2 separate regions of the Homo sapiens genome follow, and region 2 is linked to region 1. A link is an interaction called in ENCODE POLR2A ChIA-PET data of the cell type or tissue named here. Cell type or tissue: endothelial cell of umbilical vein. All regions are shown on one strand.

What was found. ChIA-PET counts read pairs that join two places held together with the same protein. Peaks named below come from ENCODE experiments on the same cell type or tissue, not always from the same donor. Only the 100,000 strongest peaks of a DNase experiment are listed, where the experiment ranks them.
Region 2: POLR2A ChIA-PET joins it to region 1 with 10 read pairs; 6 of 35 experiments call an interaction of 5 or more read pairs at or near these places.

What each region holds. Positions count from the first base shown.
Region 1 is chr20:41,246,044-41,254,043 of GRCh38, forward strand. All of the region lies in intron 2 of ZHX3 (zinc fingers and homeoboxes 3), which reads right to left. Among named protein-coding and RNA genes, the nearest start is that of ZHX3, 68 kb to the right of the region's middle. In endothelial cell of umbilical vein, a CTCF peak has its summit at 4,138; DNase peaks (open chromatin) are centred at 2,848, 3,478 and 3,858; H3K27ac peaks cover 5,221 bases.
Region 2 is chr20:41,325,308-41,333,307 of GRCh38, forward strand. It overlaps the pseudogene ADI1P1. Among named protein-coding and RNA genes, the nearest start is that of LPIN3, 12 kb to the right of the region's middle. RefSeq lists an enhancer at 4,538-4,587. In endothelial cell of umbilical vein, no CTCF peak of the experiment used is centred here; a DNase peak (open chromatin) is centred at 4,344; H3K27ac peaks cover 1,669 bases.

The sequences.
Region 1 (8,000 bases):
ATTTTTGATATAGAGTAGGCCAGTTTTGTTTCTGGTTCTTTTGCATCTCCTTTCCTAGGCCCTAAACACAGACTCCATGACCTCATGACAGTAGAATGAATGCTGCATAAAGAGAATCATTCATTCGTCCTGGGACTTCACTGAAGATGATTTTTGCTTAGTAAGCCTCTTCTTCAGATATAATACTAAAAGGTATGTTTTCTGAGACCTATTAAAGCACACATTTACTAAAATTTACATTAAGTTCATGTCAGTCCTAAAAGGTTCTCTAATTTCTGAAAGCCATAGTCTGTTATTCTAATGTGAATTGTTACACACACATACAGACACACCTTGAACATTTTAAAATTACATTTATTTAAGCATACTCACTCACTCATACTTTTTGCCAATTTGGTTGGGCTTTCCCCTAAACCAATTCTTCTAAAATGGTGAGACTTTAACAAATAAAATGATATAGCTGATATTTTCATAGGGTAATAGGTTAAGAAGAAAAAAATCCAGGCTTTTGAAATACTAATTGTATTAGCATTAATACTAATACCTAGGCCAGGCGCAGTGGCTCACACCTGTAATCCCAGCACTTTGGGAGGCTGAGGCAGGTGGAACACTTGAGGTCAGGAGTTTAAGACCAGCCTGGCCAACATGAGGAAACCCCATCTCTACTAAAAATACAAAAATTAGCCAGGCGTCGTGGCACATGCCTGTAATCCCAGCTACTCGGAAGGCCAAAGCAGGAGAATCACTCGAACCCAGGAGGTGGAGGTTGCAGTGAGCCGAGACTGTGCCACTGCACTACAGCCTGAGGGACAGAGCAAGACTCCATCTGAAAAAAAAAAACCAAACAAACAAACAAACAAACAAAAAAAACTAATATCTAAATATTAGCAGTACTATGATTTATAGACATGAACTCTTATAAAGAGTATGTATATGGCTGGGCATGGTGGCTCATGCCTGTAATCCTGGCACTATGGGAGGCTAAGGCTGGCAGATCGCTTGAGCCTAGGAGTTTGAGACCAGCCTGGACAACATGGCAAAACCTTGTCTCTACAAAAATACAAAAATTAGATGGGCATTGTGGCGTGCGCCTCATGCCTGCAGTTCCAGCTACTTGGCGGGGCTGAGACAGGAGGATTGCCTGAACCCAGGAGGTCGAGGCTGCAGTGAGCCAAGATCATGCCACCGCACTCCAGCCTGGGTGACAGAGGGAGAACCTGTTTCAAAAAAGAAAGACTTGCTTAATACTGGGCAGCTCAGTTATAGCAAGTACTAGTCAAGGGTGGCATGTCACTGTGTTCAGAGTTGGATGAACCTGGGTTCTAATCTGGACTCAGCTACTTCCTAGTGTAGGTCATTTGGGTCTTGGGCAAAGTATTGAACCTCCCAAACCTCAGTTCTCTTTTGCACAATGGAAATCATCTGAATATAGACAAGATAGGGCCCACTATAAAAATTAAACAAGATAGTCTGTGTGGAAGTATCTTTAACAGGCATTAAGTGCCTGTTAAGTGTCTTTAACAGGAGAATTAAGTAGCATGTTCAGGCTTTTTGCCTCCTTCCTCTTCCCCTCCACTCCCCAGTGACCAACTTGCACCCTGAGTAAGGTTTTGCAGCACCATCCTTCTCCTGTGGCTTGTAAACCTCTGCAGTAACTTCAGCAATCTACACTGCCTGCACCCTGCCCTCCCTGTATGCTCCCCTGAATCACAACCATATTTGCCTTTCTAGAGCACATATCATTGTCTTCAGTGATTCCCTGCAGGACAAAGTCTGCCCACTTCAGCCTGGTATCATGATCCTGTCTTAGTCTGGTCCAACCCACCCTTTCTGAACAGTTCCTTACAAACCCACATCTTCCTACCTCAACTCTGCCTAGGCCATTCCCCTGCTTCAAGCTCTTACAGAGCCTCCCATGGCCTACAGTATAAATTCCTAACTGTTTCAGGTGGCATTTGAGACCGATGGTATCAGGTCCCTGCGCCTCTCCAGTTTCACTGTCTGCTACTCGTTTCCCTCCTTATACTTTACACCCAAGCGTAAATCTACTTATAGTACCTGAAACCCCATGCTGGGTCATCACTCTTCAGCTTTACATATACTCCTCTCTTTGACGAGAATACTCTTCTCATCCATTTGGCAAATTCTTCAACAGACTTCAAACCTCTCTCAAATGCCTCTACTTCTGTGGTACAGTCTGTCCAGAACTGTGTCTTGTACATTTTTCTACTACTTTGCACCTGTGCCTGTCATACAACGATTTCTCCAGTTTCTCCGGTTTTTTTTTTGTAATTCACTGACCATTATTAATGTCTTCTCTGCTAAAAGTATAACAACACTCAGCTTTGCACAGAGCAGTTACTTGGGAAATGTTTGCATTGCTGAACACAGGCAGCTTCCAATCTCATGGGAACATCAAATGAAATGCAGAGGATACATGCTATACAACACAGTCAAGAGGACTGAAAGCAGGCAGCAGGAGAATTCCACAATATTCCTGTTTAAAATGTTAAAATGTTGGTGGCTGCCAGAGCTCAGGAAAAGAAAATTTTTTTATGTGGTTACAGCTCACTCTAACGAGTCAATTACATTGACCTAAAGCCCATGGTGCTCAAAACTGTATTTCTCTCTCCAAAACCTCATTCTTTTATAAAGCTCCCTCCTCTGTGGAATGAATGTGGGCAATCGCTTTTGCAGTGTTTGACGATGCCAGTTTATGGCTATGTTTTTCTGTTCACTGAACTGGCTCATTTCTTCAGGAGAACAAACTGTTCTCCACTGAAGCAGGAATTGGCTGGGTTCTAACAAAAAGATTTTTCCCCCCTGACAGTGTTTTTGCAAAAGACCCAAGTCAATTTATAGCCAAGTAACAAAAGGTCAGAAAGGTTAGTCAAGCAATGGGCGTAATTCCTGTGTGTCACAGCCAATAAAGGAAATGGGTGGGGATAAATAGTATGCAATTTTAACCTGAAATTATTTGTGCAAAACTATTCTTGTAAACTATACAAAATTACCCATGACTTCCACTATATAGGATTTCTCACTCTGATTTTTTTAAAGGTACATTTACTTTGGAAGAACTGAGATGACCTCAAATTCCTCATTCACAAATGGAAAATGTTAAAAACTTTCTTCACACTAATATAAGAAAAACTTGGTCATTGTTTTGCAGCCCTGAAACAGAATTGTTCACATAAAAAAAAAAATCTCATAGTTAAGTCACAATTAAATACAATTTGCATGACTGAATTTAAAATAAATTGCAAAATTCCCTTGCCAAAAGGGAAACAACATTGACCAAAAGGATAGGTCAAGAAAAGACCCTACAAAAGTGACAGTTCCTCTGTTTTAATCATGCTAAAAGTATAACAAACTACTGCATTATTCAGTGAGCATAAGAACAAGAAAAGCCTGCCTTTAAAGCAGACACGAAGAACTGACATCACCAGCCAAGCAAGCGGAAGGCAGATGAGTAATAGCCTGCACTGGGCGGCCAACCAGGCCCAGGCCCATCAGTCTGTGGAGTAAGAAAGCCTTTCAGATATCAAGGTCGTTGGGAGGCCTCCTTCCCCCAGTTCTCCAATACAAAGTCTAATCTACTCACCATTTAAAACAATCTTAGCATCCAAAAGATGAATGGTTAAATAGAACCCTGTCACCGTTCAGACAAGATGGTCTAAACCCATTTCTCTCCCCACCTCCTTGTAAGCACAACTGTAAATCCTGAAAATAACACAAAAGGCAACCAAAGGAGAAGTCTGAAAGAAAAAGGAAGGTGAATTACTTAGGGACCCAGGATTGGAGGAACAACATAGCAGCACATCTTATGACCACACCCCCATTCAATAGAAGAAGGTGGCCGAGGGTGTTTCCCAACCCCCAACCTAGCAACAGAGGGCAGCAGAGGATTGAATGGGAGTTCTGCCGACAATACCAAGCCAGCTGGAAGCACCAACAAGGGGGATAGCTCAGGACCCCACTAACAATAAAGCAGTCTGGGGAAACACTTTTCCCCCCAACTACAGGGCCCCCAGGAAGCAAGCTGCATCCCAGCAGGATGGAGACTCCCTCCTCTACCTAGATATCAGGCAGCATGGCCTGGGGAAACTCCTTACCCCCATCAGACAGCACCAACAGGGACTAGTGGGAGCCGTGGCAGCACCAGATAAACCAAGTGGACCAAAAGAGTACTGCAAAGGCTCTGAAAAGTAAATCATCGTTGGAACCACAAGAGTAAATCCCAGCTCACATGCTGCATCTAAACACTGTGACCGCCTGCTAAAATGGAAGATTTAAATAGGACCCAGACTCTCTTAATAGACAAAATGTCCGAAGTAGATTTTAAAAAATCACCTGTTGGCCAGGCGTGGTAGCTCATGTCTGTAATCCCAGTACTTTGGGAGGCTGAGATGGTTTAATCATTTGAGGCCAGGAGTTCGAGACCAACCTGGGCAACATGGCAAAACCATGAAGATGGACTGAAAACAGACAGAACCTCCAACACTTATGAAACAATAGCAAAAGATCCAATATTCATATTATCAGAGTCACAGGAGAGAATAAAAAGAAGGGCTGAAAGAGTATTCAAAAAGATAATGACTGAAAATTCCCCAAATTTGCTGAAGGACATAAACCTAGATTCAGAAGGTGAACATATCCCAAATAGGATAAACTCAAAGAAATCCACACTAAGACACATCTTAATTATATTTCTGTAAATTAAAGACAAAGAATAACTCTTGAAAGCAGAGAAAAACAACATACTACCTATAAGGGAATATCAAGCGACAACAGGTTTCTTATCTAAAACCATGGAGGCCTGGCCGGGCACACTGGCTCACGCCTGTAATCCTATGACTTTGGGAGGCCAAGGCAGGCAGATCATTTGAGGTTAGGAGTTTGAGACCAGCTTGGCCAACATGGTGAAACCCCGTCTCTACTAAAAATAAAAAATAATAACAAATAAAATTAAAAAATAAAACCATGGAGGCCAGAAGGAAGTGGCACAACATTTTTATGGTTAAAGGAAGTTTTTCAAACAGAAAGGAAATGATTAAAAGAATTCTGAAGCATCAAAAGGGAACAGAAAACAACAGAAAAGGCAGAAATATGGGGAGATATATATATATATAGATTATCCTCCTGTAGTCCCAGCTATTTGGGAGGCTAAAGCAGGAATATTGCTTGAGTCTAGAAGTTCACTTCTACCCTGGGCAACATAGCAAGACTCTGTGTCTTAAAAAAATTAAAAATTAAAAGGGGGAAGGTAAAGGGACCTGAATGGAAATCAGGTTTCCACATTTCACTCAAAGTGGTAAAATACTGATCATAGTAGACTACAGTAAGTCACATAGGTATACTGTAATACTCAGAGCAACTGCTAAGAAAATAATACAAAGAAATACACTAAAAAAACTATTAGAAAGTCAAGATAAAAACCTCTCAAAATGTTCAAGTAACCCAGAGAAAGACAAGAAAAGAAACAGTAAATAATAAATGGCAGATTAAAGCTCTAATATGTCAATAATTAGCTTAAAGATAAATGATCTAAATACACCAACTAAAAGGCAAAGACTGGCAGAGTAGAATAAAAATACAACCCAACTATATGCTGTTCACAAAAACTCACTTCAAATTCAACAAAATAGTTAAGCTAAAAGTAGAGTACTGTCTATAGAATAGATAGAATAGCAATGCTTATTTTACATTATGCTTATCATTTTTGATACAGAAAAATATTTGGATAAGACATGATAAATAAATACATAAATATCCTAAAAGTGAGATACAAAATATATATATATATATAACATGGCTTTACACTGTATGTAAGCAATTTCTAAATTAATACCTAAAAGGAATGATATCAAGATATCACTAAGGGAATCTCAATTATCTTCATTATTCTTTCCTATGTTTTTCAGATTATCTACAATAAGAAAGAATGGCTTTTATAACTTAAAAAATGTTGTTTTTTCCAAATAAAGCAGTCTATTCAAGATAACTGTATTGCTGCCTAGGGAGGAGGAAATAGTCTTTATCATTGCTAGCCACCATTAATGTGGATCTTTCTACTGGTGAGTTGGCTGTCTATACCTGCCTTACCCTCCAAAAGACCAGAGGCACAGGGCAGAAGGCCTGAAAGACCAGGAAATGTCCTCTTTTCAGACTTTGGGTATGGGATCCAGGGAGGAGGGGCTGGGAGTGGGAAATGAGAAGTTAGGGAGCAGAGGGATAGGGGACAGGGGCTAGAGAGAAGACAGTACAGACAGTAGAGCAGGACTACTGGATGCCTGCCTCACTTCTAGTGGTTTCCAGAGTCATTGCTCTAGGTCTTCTTAGGCCTCGCCACTGAGCTAGTTCCTGTGTTTTCTTAATCCATCACCTGAGACCATGTGAGTACGTCTTAGTCCCCTATGGCCCAACAGAGCCAAACCCAGGTGTCATCCCGCGATGCTGGTGGCCACAGCCCAGAAGAGGAAAGTCTTCATTTTATACTGCCAAGTAAGTCTAACTGTAACATGCCCATCTTATTTTTCAGTTTCTCTCTAACTTTATCCAGGAGTCTTGTGACAGCCTTCCTACCATATAACATGCCCAATCCCTTTTCTGGCATTTTAAGTAAGAAATTCTAAAGTAATCTTCAGTTCTTCCTCACCCATTACTTATATATACAATATATTATTATAAAGGAGACAACACAGAATATAGAAGGCAGATTTCTAAGGTCCCCTATTAGAGGTTTATAATTCTTTTATAAAATGTTATCTTTTCTCTTCCTCAACACAACAAACGAACCCCATTAAAGTCAAAACTGAAAACTCTGGCCAGGAGTCTGTTATATGTAAGATGCCTCCTTGTTGATGTTGCTATAGTCCTAATTAACAGTCGACAGGACATTTCAAGACTTCTCACTCTTATCACCAGTCCTGGAAAAGTTGTCTTTTTCTATAACTGAGGACATGGAATCCCATCTCTAGGGCCACACAGGATAAACCAAAGCCAACCTTGACCTTAAGGAAATTTGTAAGGACTGCAGGACTATTTTAGTGCCCCCACCCTTGCCATCTCTCATGGTCAAAGTACCAACAAGAAGAGGAAACACAATTTTGCAAATACTTTAGCGTATATTATTTGAGACCACATTCACAGTTAAAATAAGCTTTTATTTTACCTGTTGTCTTGGTTTTTGGGACTACAGTAAAAAAAAAAAAAAAAGTATGGACTTGGAGTAAAAGTGTCCCTATTACTTATTAGCTGCATAGCTTTGTAGCCTCTTTGTCTATAAAATGGAAATAATTATGTATATCTTTTGTGAGGACTGAATAATGTATCACTTATAAAAGTTCCAGGTGGTCTCCTGGTTCCATTTAATATTCCTACCTTGGTTTCTTTTTTCCATCTACTTCTCATTTATGTTTTCTTCTTGTATTTTATGGACCAGAGTGAGTCACTTTAAATTCTGGTAGAACAGGATGCCATATGAATATACAATATAAAAATAGTAGATATTCCTCTGGGGAGTAGGGGTGGGCACTGACTGGGAAGGGACATGAGGAAACTTTCTGGGTAATGATAATATCCTTCTAGGTGTCTGGGTTTTATAGGTGTATCCATTTGTCAAAACCAGGTCCATATACAGTTAAGATTTAACTACAATAAAATGCACACATCTTACTTCCAAAGAAAAAACCTATAAACAAATAATTACCTCTACTTAGCGATAAAACATGCTGAAATAGTGAGGGGGGAATGCATCGAAAATACTATGACAGATGACTAGATAGAGGGAAAGCAAAATCAGTAAAATACTGATGGCTGAAAACTGGTAGTGGGTATATGGTTGTTCATGGTAATAATCTTTCAATTTTGCAGTATGTTTGAAATTTTTCATAATAAAATGTTGGAAAAAAATTCCTACCAAAAAAAATGGAAGGTACTCAATACTTGTTAGTTCTCAGCCAGGCGCAATGGCTCATGCCTGTAATCCCAGCACTTTG
Region 2 (8,000 bases), 79 kb after region 1:
TTTTAAATAGCCAGATTATATACTTAAATGGTTTGAAATCATATCTGTAATTATATTAAATGGGAATGGACTAAATATTCTAGCAAAAGGGGAAAATTAACAAACTGAAATTAAAACAAACAAACAAGACTCAACTATTTGACGCTGGCCAGGTCTGGTAGCTCACTCCTGTAATCCCAGCACTTTGGGAGGCTAAGGCAGGTGGATTGCTTATGACCTAAATACACAAAATAAAACTATAATCATGGCCTGACATACAGAAGATACTCAATAAATATATCTTGAATGAATGGGTGCATATATGTGATATGTTGCTCCAACTAAACTTCACTTATTCAATGAACAGCCAAACCAATTTTTTTGGATATGGACTTAAACATGAAAGGTAAAACAATAAATTTTAGATGATAACATACAATAATATCTTCATAACCTCAAGGTAGAAAAAGTTTTCTTGGCCGGGCGCAGTGGCTCAAGCCTGTAATCCCAGCACTTGGGAGGCCGAGGCAGACGGATCATGAGGTCAGGAGATTGAGACCATCCTGGCTAACATGGTGAAACCCCATCTCTACTAAAAATACTAAAAAAATTGCCGAGCATGGTAGCGGGCGCCTGTAGTCCCAGCTACTTGGGAGGCTGAGGCAGGAAAATGGCGTGAACCCAGGAGGCCGAGCTTGCAGTGAGCCGAGGTCGTGCCACTGCACTCCAGCCTGGGCAAGAGCGAGACTCCGCCTCAAAAAAAAAAAAAAAAAAAGAAAAAAAGTTTTCTTAAACAGAACAGAAAAAGCACTAGCCATAGGAAAGATCGATAAATTGCACTTTTTTTTTTTACAATTAAGAACTGTTCAACAAGAGACATCACTAAGAGAGTGAAGAAGCAAGCCACAGATTTGCCATGCACATAACAAAAGTTTTATATCCAAAATATACAAAAACTACTATATAGACCAATAGAAAAATGGGCAAAAATAGGCTCTTCACACACACACACACACACACACACACACAGACACAAATCCAAACAGCCAATAAACATGTAGCAAGTGCTTAGCCTCATTAATGATGAAAATGAAATACAGCGAACAACTACTACAGATCCAGGTGGCTAAACATTCCAAGTCTGACAGTAACAACTGTTGGTGAATGTATAAGGGAAGCTCTTATACATTGCTGAAGGGAGTGCACTTGTATAAACATTTTGGAAAACAGTTTGGCATTATTATTTTTTTTTGAGACACAGTCTCGCTCTGTCCCAAGCTTGAGCGCAGTGGCGCGATCTTGGCTCACTGCAGCCTCTACCCCCAGGGTTCAAGAAATTCTCCTGCCTCAGCCTCCCAAGTAGCTGGGACTACAGGTGTATGCTGCCATGCCCTGCTAATTTTTTGTATTTTTAGTAGAGACGGGGTTTCACCCTGTTGGCCAGGATGGTCTTGATCTCCTGACCTTGTGATCCACCCACCTCAGTCTCCCAAAGTGCTGGGATTACAGGCGTGAGCAACCGCACCCAGTAGCATTATTTTAAGTTAAGCATAGGCATAGCTCATAACCCAGAAATTCTGCTCCAAAATACATACCCATGAGAAACACATGCCCAGATACAGCAGTAGACATGTACAAGAATGTTCACAGCAGCATTATTTATAATAACCCCACGTTGGAAACAACCCAAATGCCCATCAGTAGCAGATGGAATAAATTGTGATATATTCACTCAGCAGAACACTACAGACAACACTGAAAATGAGTGAAGTATAGCTGTGCACAGTACCATGGAAGAATCTGATAACGAGTGTGAAGCCAGAGAAGTCACACACACATCTTAAGACTGCCTTTCTATAAAACCCATAGCCACACAAAACCAAACATGTCCCTCCCCCACAATCCCCCACCACTCCTCTACTTATGAGACACAGAAAGAGTGGTAATAGAGACAGATTTCATGGTAACTAGTTAGGGAATCACCATTTTGTACCCAGGCACAGAAAACCAACCCCCTACTGGAATATCTCCTGCATGCAGGGATGAGGAGAGAAACTGGCCTTCGAGGTGAGGGAATTCAAGGAAGTGACTGACAGCTCTCTGCTGTGGGGATAGAGAACATTATTACGGTCAGGCCACCCTTCTGTTAGAATCCATTGTGATGACTTCAGTGTTACTTTTTTTTTTTTTTTTTTGAGACAGGGGCTCACTGTCACCCAGGCTGGAGTGCACTGTCACTATCATGGCTCACTGCGGCCTCGACCTCCCGGGTTCAAGTGATCCTCCTGAGTAGCTGGGACTAACGCAGCACCATGCCCAACTAATTTTTCTATTTTTTTTTGTAGAGACAGGGTTTCACTATGTAGCCCAGGCTGGTCTCAAACTCCTGGCTCAAGTGATCCACCTGCTTCAGCCTCCCAAAGTGGTATGATTACAAGTGTGAGCCACCATACCCAGCTACAGGGTTATTTTAATAAAGTCACTGAAAGTTAGGGGGTCATAATGACCCATTTATAGCATGCTAAACTTTCATCAGGCACTGGAGGCCACGATATGGGACAACAAGCAATTCCTGAGGTGCACTGCACATTAGCAAAAGAAGGCCATGCAGCTCTGGAAAGATTCTCAACAATAAACATAATTAAGTTTGTTGTATGTTCCTCCAGATTTTTTTAGGGTATCTAAACGTTTTTTATTATAAATATGGTATTATATTACATGTATTGTTTACCTTTTTAAAACTTAACAGTAGCTGCTAAACATCTGTTAAACATATTTTAATACATAGAGACCTACTTCATAATTTAGGGGGTGATGGAAACTTCATAATTCTGGGTGTGATTAATATACTTATTACCTTGATTGTGGTGATCATTTCACAGGTACACACATCAAAACTCAGTGTACACTTTAGATATGTGTTTTTTTGTTTTGTTTTGTTTTTTGAGATGGAGTCTCACTCTGTCGCCCAGGCTGGAGTGCAGTGGCGCCATCTCTGCTCACTGCAAGCTTCGCCTCCCGGGTTCACGCCATTCTCCTGCCTCAGCCTCCCGAGTAGCTGGGACTACAGGCGCCCGCCACCACGCCCAGCTAATTTTTTGTATTTTTTAGTAGAGACGGGGTTTCACCATGTTAGCCAGGATGGTCTCGATCTCCTGACCTCGTGATCCGCCCGCCTCGGCCTCCCCAAAGTGCTGGGATTACAGGCGTGAGCCACTGCGCCTGGCCTAGATATGTGTTTTATTATACATCAATTATACCTCAGTAAAACTGAAAAAAGGTTGTGTTTTAAATCTCTCCCCACCGTTTTTTTTTTTTTTTTTTTTTTTTTTTTTGGCACGACAGGGTCTCACTCCTCTGCCCAGACTGGAGCACAGTAGTGTGATCATAGCTCACTGCAGCTTCCAACTCTTGGGCTCAAGCAATCCTCTTGCCTCAGCCTCCAGAGTAGCTAGGACTACAGGCACGCACCACCATACCCAGATAATTAAACAAATTTTTTTTGTACAGACAGCCTCTTGCTTTGTTGCCCAGGTTGATCTCAAAATCCTGGCTTCAAGCAGCCCTCCCTCCTTGACCTCCTGAAATGTTGGGATTACAGGCATGAGCCACCACGCCTGGCCTTGTGTTTTAAATCTTTTACTGTTTTCTTCCACTTAACACTATAAATTCCATCCATGCTGTTTTATGTCTATTTCATGTAGAATTCCAAGGTATGTATCCACAACATTTTACTAACTCATCCCCTAGTTCCTTTGCCTCTAGTTCCTGTATGCCATTAACACTGTAACAAATAACCTCCTGCTTGTCTTCTTGCGGATCTGAGCAAACTTTCTTCAAAATGTATTTCCAGGCATGAGACTGCTACACTACTGAGCCCTATGCATACTTAATTTTACTCAGAACTACTGGCTTATTTTATAGAAGGGCTGAGCAAGTTTATATTCCCACCAGTCCAATCTCTTCACATGGGTTTCTGACCCTTCGCGTTGCAGTAACACTGAGACGATGGATGTTCATTCCTGGTGCCCCGATTCAATTTGAAATTGACTTCATGGTCACTGACAAATTATTCTTCAGGTTGTGGCAGGGCTGAGGCCATTTCCTAGTGACTTAACAGATGGAATTTGTTCTCTATTTTCACTTGCTTTTTAAATGTTTTCGGGGAGGGGTGCCTGTTAGAGACAGGAGCACTACAGACTGTCTTCCCTAGGCACTCCCTGGCAGCCTTCTAAGTCCCTAACTACATGGAGAAACTGCCTTGGGTCAGTGTTTTAAGCTGCAAGGAATGTTGTGACTCAGCTAGTCGTTCAGGGACACCTCGATGAACAAGGCCACGGGAAGGAAGTCATTACACAGAGAGCTGGACTGTAAAAACCAAAAATACTCTACACACCAAACTCTAGAGCAGTGCAGCAGTACATCCCATGACTCAACGGGACAGCTTCTGCCACGTGGCACACAGCTCCGGATATGTGGTGCGCAGCCCTCACTCGCGGCTCTGCTGCCGCTCTGAGCTGCTTGGAAAGTTGATGGGGTGGGGAAATCTGTGACTGTATTCTCTCTCCACCCCCTCCACTCTGACCATTGCTCCTCTCATCAGCTCCCCCTCTTCCTACTCCTTCTTTAACCCTCTTGCCCTGCAAAAACAAAAACAGCTGGAATTTAGTATTTCACACATGCTGGCAATTTAGTGGGGACACATGGAGGTCAAAACGCTGGCACTCTAGGAAGACCCTACTGATCAGGCAGACACTGGGCAACAGGTCATATCACCTGGGACAGGGTCAAGAGTACTGGGCAAAGAGGCAGCCCCAAGGAACAGAGACTTCAAGGTACAGGCAAAACCTTTAAAGATGTGGACATTCACTCACTAATCTTTATCAGAGACCTACTATGTGCCAGATGCTTTTTGTTTGTTTCTTTGAGACGGAGTCTCATTCACTGGAGTGCAGTAGCACCATCTCGGCACACTGCAACCTCCACCTCCAGTTCAAGCAATTCTCCTGCCTCAGCCTCCCCATGAGCTGGGATTAGAGGCATGCACCACCACACTTGGCTAATTTTTATATTTTTGGTACAGACAGGGTTTCACCATCTTGGCCTGGCTGGTCTTGAACTCCTAGCCTCAAGTGATCCACCCGTGTTGGCCTCCCAAACTGTTGGGATTACAGGCGTGAGCCACCGTGCCCGGCCCCAGACTGTTCTTAGGAACTGTCAGTGAAGACAGATCAGATGTCTTGTCCTCACGGGGCCTGCATTCTTTTGGAGGGAGACACACACATACCAGACATCCTCAAGAAGTGAATTAGCACTCAAGGAAGTTGTTAGGGCTACTGGAAAAGATTAGAGCACAGAGAGGTGTCTGGGCATGGTCAGGGTAGACTTCATGGACATTGGTGTGGTCTTGAGGTTAGTGAGGGAGCCAGCCAGGTAGGCATCTAGGGAAAGAAACTTCTGGGCAGAGGAAACAGCCAGTGTGCTTTTTTTTTTTTTTTTTTTTTTTAAAGAGAGAGTCTTACGCTGTCACTCAGGCTGGTGTGCAGTGGTGTAATCACAGCTCTGCAACCTTGAAATCCTGGGCTCAAGCGATCCTCCCATCTCAGCCTCCCAAAGTGTTGGGATTAAAGACATGAACCACTGCATCTGACCAAGTATACTTTTAAGTGTACTCAATAATTGGTTTCCTTTTCCTCATCTATAACAACAGTTTCTACCTTTTGTCCAGCTCCTGAGAGCCTTGAGTTCTAATCACAACAGCCCCTCACTCCCAGTGGCAGCCCTTCCATGCAGCCTCCCCTCTCTAGCCCCACTCTGCCTGTTAGCATCTGCAGCCATGGTGCAGGCCTAGTACATGGATGAGTTCCCAGACTGCTGGAGGCAGCCCCACCACCCCGAGCCCCTGGCCACCCAGTGGGCCAGAAACAGCCATGCTGGCTCAGGGTGCACTACTAAAGCTGGACACTGACAAATGAGAGAATGATCCAGAATTAGAAAAGACTCAAAGAGAGAGAAGCTACTCCTGGATAGACATAATAACCATATGTAAAGATAAATTACCAAATTATGAAGAAAAGATTAAGGTGTTTTATGGGGAGCATTTACACTTGGATGATCGGATCTGTTACATCCCGGGTGGCAGTGGATACTTTTGATATGACAGATAAAGAAGACAAGTGAATCTACATCTTCATGGAGAAAGGAGACATAACTCTCCCCACAGGAATTCGTCACCACCTCACTCTGGATGAAAAGAAGTACGTGAAGGCCATATGGCCATTCAGGGAGACCCAGTGTGGACAGCATACAATGGGCCAGCTGACCATTTCAATGTCCAGGGACAATACATGAAATTTCTGGCACAGACAGCATAGCAGGGCTCCCTGAGAACATGTACTTTGTGAAGGTCCTAAACGTAACTGAGCACAAAATCATTTTTCTCTTTGCTTTTATACGGTAAACTTGTCTTTCCTTTGCAAGATTATTTGATCAGAATGTTTTTTATCTTATTTTTATTTTTTGAGACAGAGTCTCACTCTGCTGCCCAGGCTGGAGTGCAGTGGCATGATTCCAGCTCGCTGCAATCTCCACCTCCCAGGCTCAAGTGGTTCTCATGCCTCAGCCTCCTGAGTAGCTTGTATACAGGTGCACATCATCACACCCGGCTAATAGAAACAGGGTTTCAACATGTTGGCCAGGCTGGTCTCAAACACCTGGCCTCAAGTGATCTGCCTGACTCAGCCTCTCAAAGTTTTGGGATTACAGGCATGAGCCACCGTGCCTGGCTCAGAATATTTTTTAATGAAAGGAGCAATAAAACTGATTTTTACATGGAAGCAACTGTGGAAATGAAGACAAGTCACCTTCGTTTTGTCTAATGCAATCAAGACTAGTGGTTCAGTAGCCCTGTGTTAGTACATGCACTCATCTTTAGTCCAAATGAGAGTTTCATCTCCCAAAATGTATCTCCTTAGATGTTCTATCTGGACATGATATTGTGCCTGCCTTGTAACAAGGTGCAATGGTAGATAACCAGATAGAAGACACTTTTTTTCTCCCAAAATTATACACTGAGGTGGGGAATTATACACATAGAGGGAAGAGCTCTTATGTTAGGCGACACATTCTGAGTTGCTTATGCCACTTTCTTGTTCAAAATAAAGTCATTGCTGGGCGCGGTGGCTCACGCCTGTAGTCCCAGCACTTTGGGAGGTCGAGGCGGGCAGATCACGAAGTCAGGAGATTGAGACCATCCTGGCTAACACGGTGAAACTCCGTCTCTACTAAAAATACAAAAAATTAGCCGGGCTTGGTGGTGGGCGCCTGTAGTCCCAGCTACTCGGGAGGCTGGGGCAGGAGAATGGAGTGAACCTGGGAGGTGGAGCTTGCGGTGAGCCGAGATTGCTCTACTGCACTCTATCTAGCCTGGGCTACAGAGCAAGACTCCATCTCAAACAAAACAAAACAAAACAAAATAAAGTGACTGCCTCAATTTTATGCTCATGGCTTGGCATTATCTTATATTCAAGTATATATGGTATTTTGCCTAGCTTGTTAAAATCACCAGTTTAGATTCTTTGTGTGACTGTATATGTATGTGATTAATGTGTATATTATCTGTGTTGGTATTTTTTTCAGTGCGAGTTGTCTAGGTTCTTTCACAATCAAGATTTTAACAGAATTAGTATTTTAAAATTTATCAAGAGAATTAGTACGTTATTTTTCTACTCAATTCTAAGACTCTACTCAATTCTAAGACACAATTATGCCTAGTTCGTTATAATCATAGAAAAACCCCAAATAAATTTCATGTTTTAGAAGGTCAGGTTGTTTTCTAAGTATTTTTCTAAAACTGGATGAAAATTTTTCATGTTAAAATTAATTTTTCATTACTTTCACACTGGTCTTGGGGGTCTGTTTCTCACTGCACAGAGGAAAGTCGATCCTTAAATGTTATTATCATGGTGCCTGTGTACATTTTAATCCTGAAATTATTAATTTTAGGATTAAGGCCAGGTGCA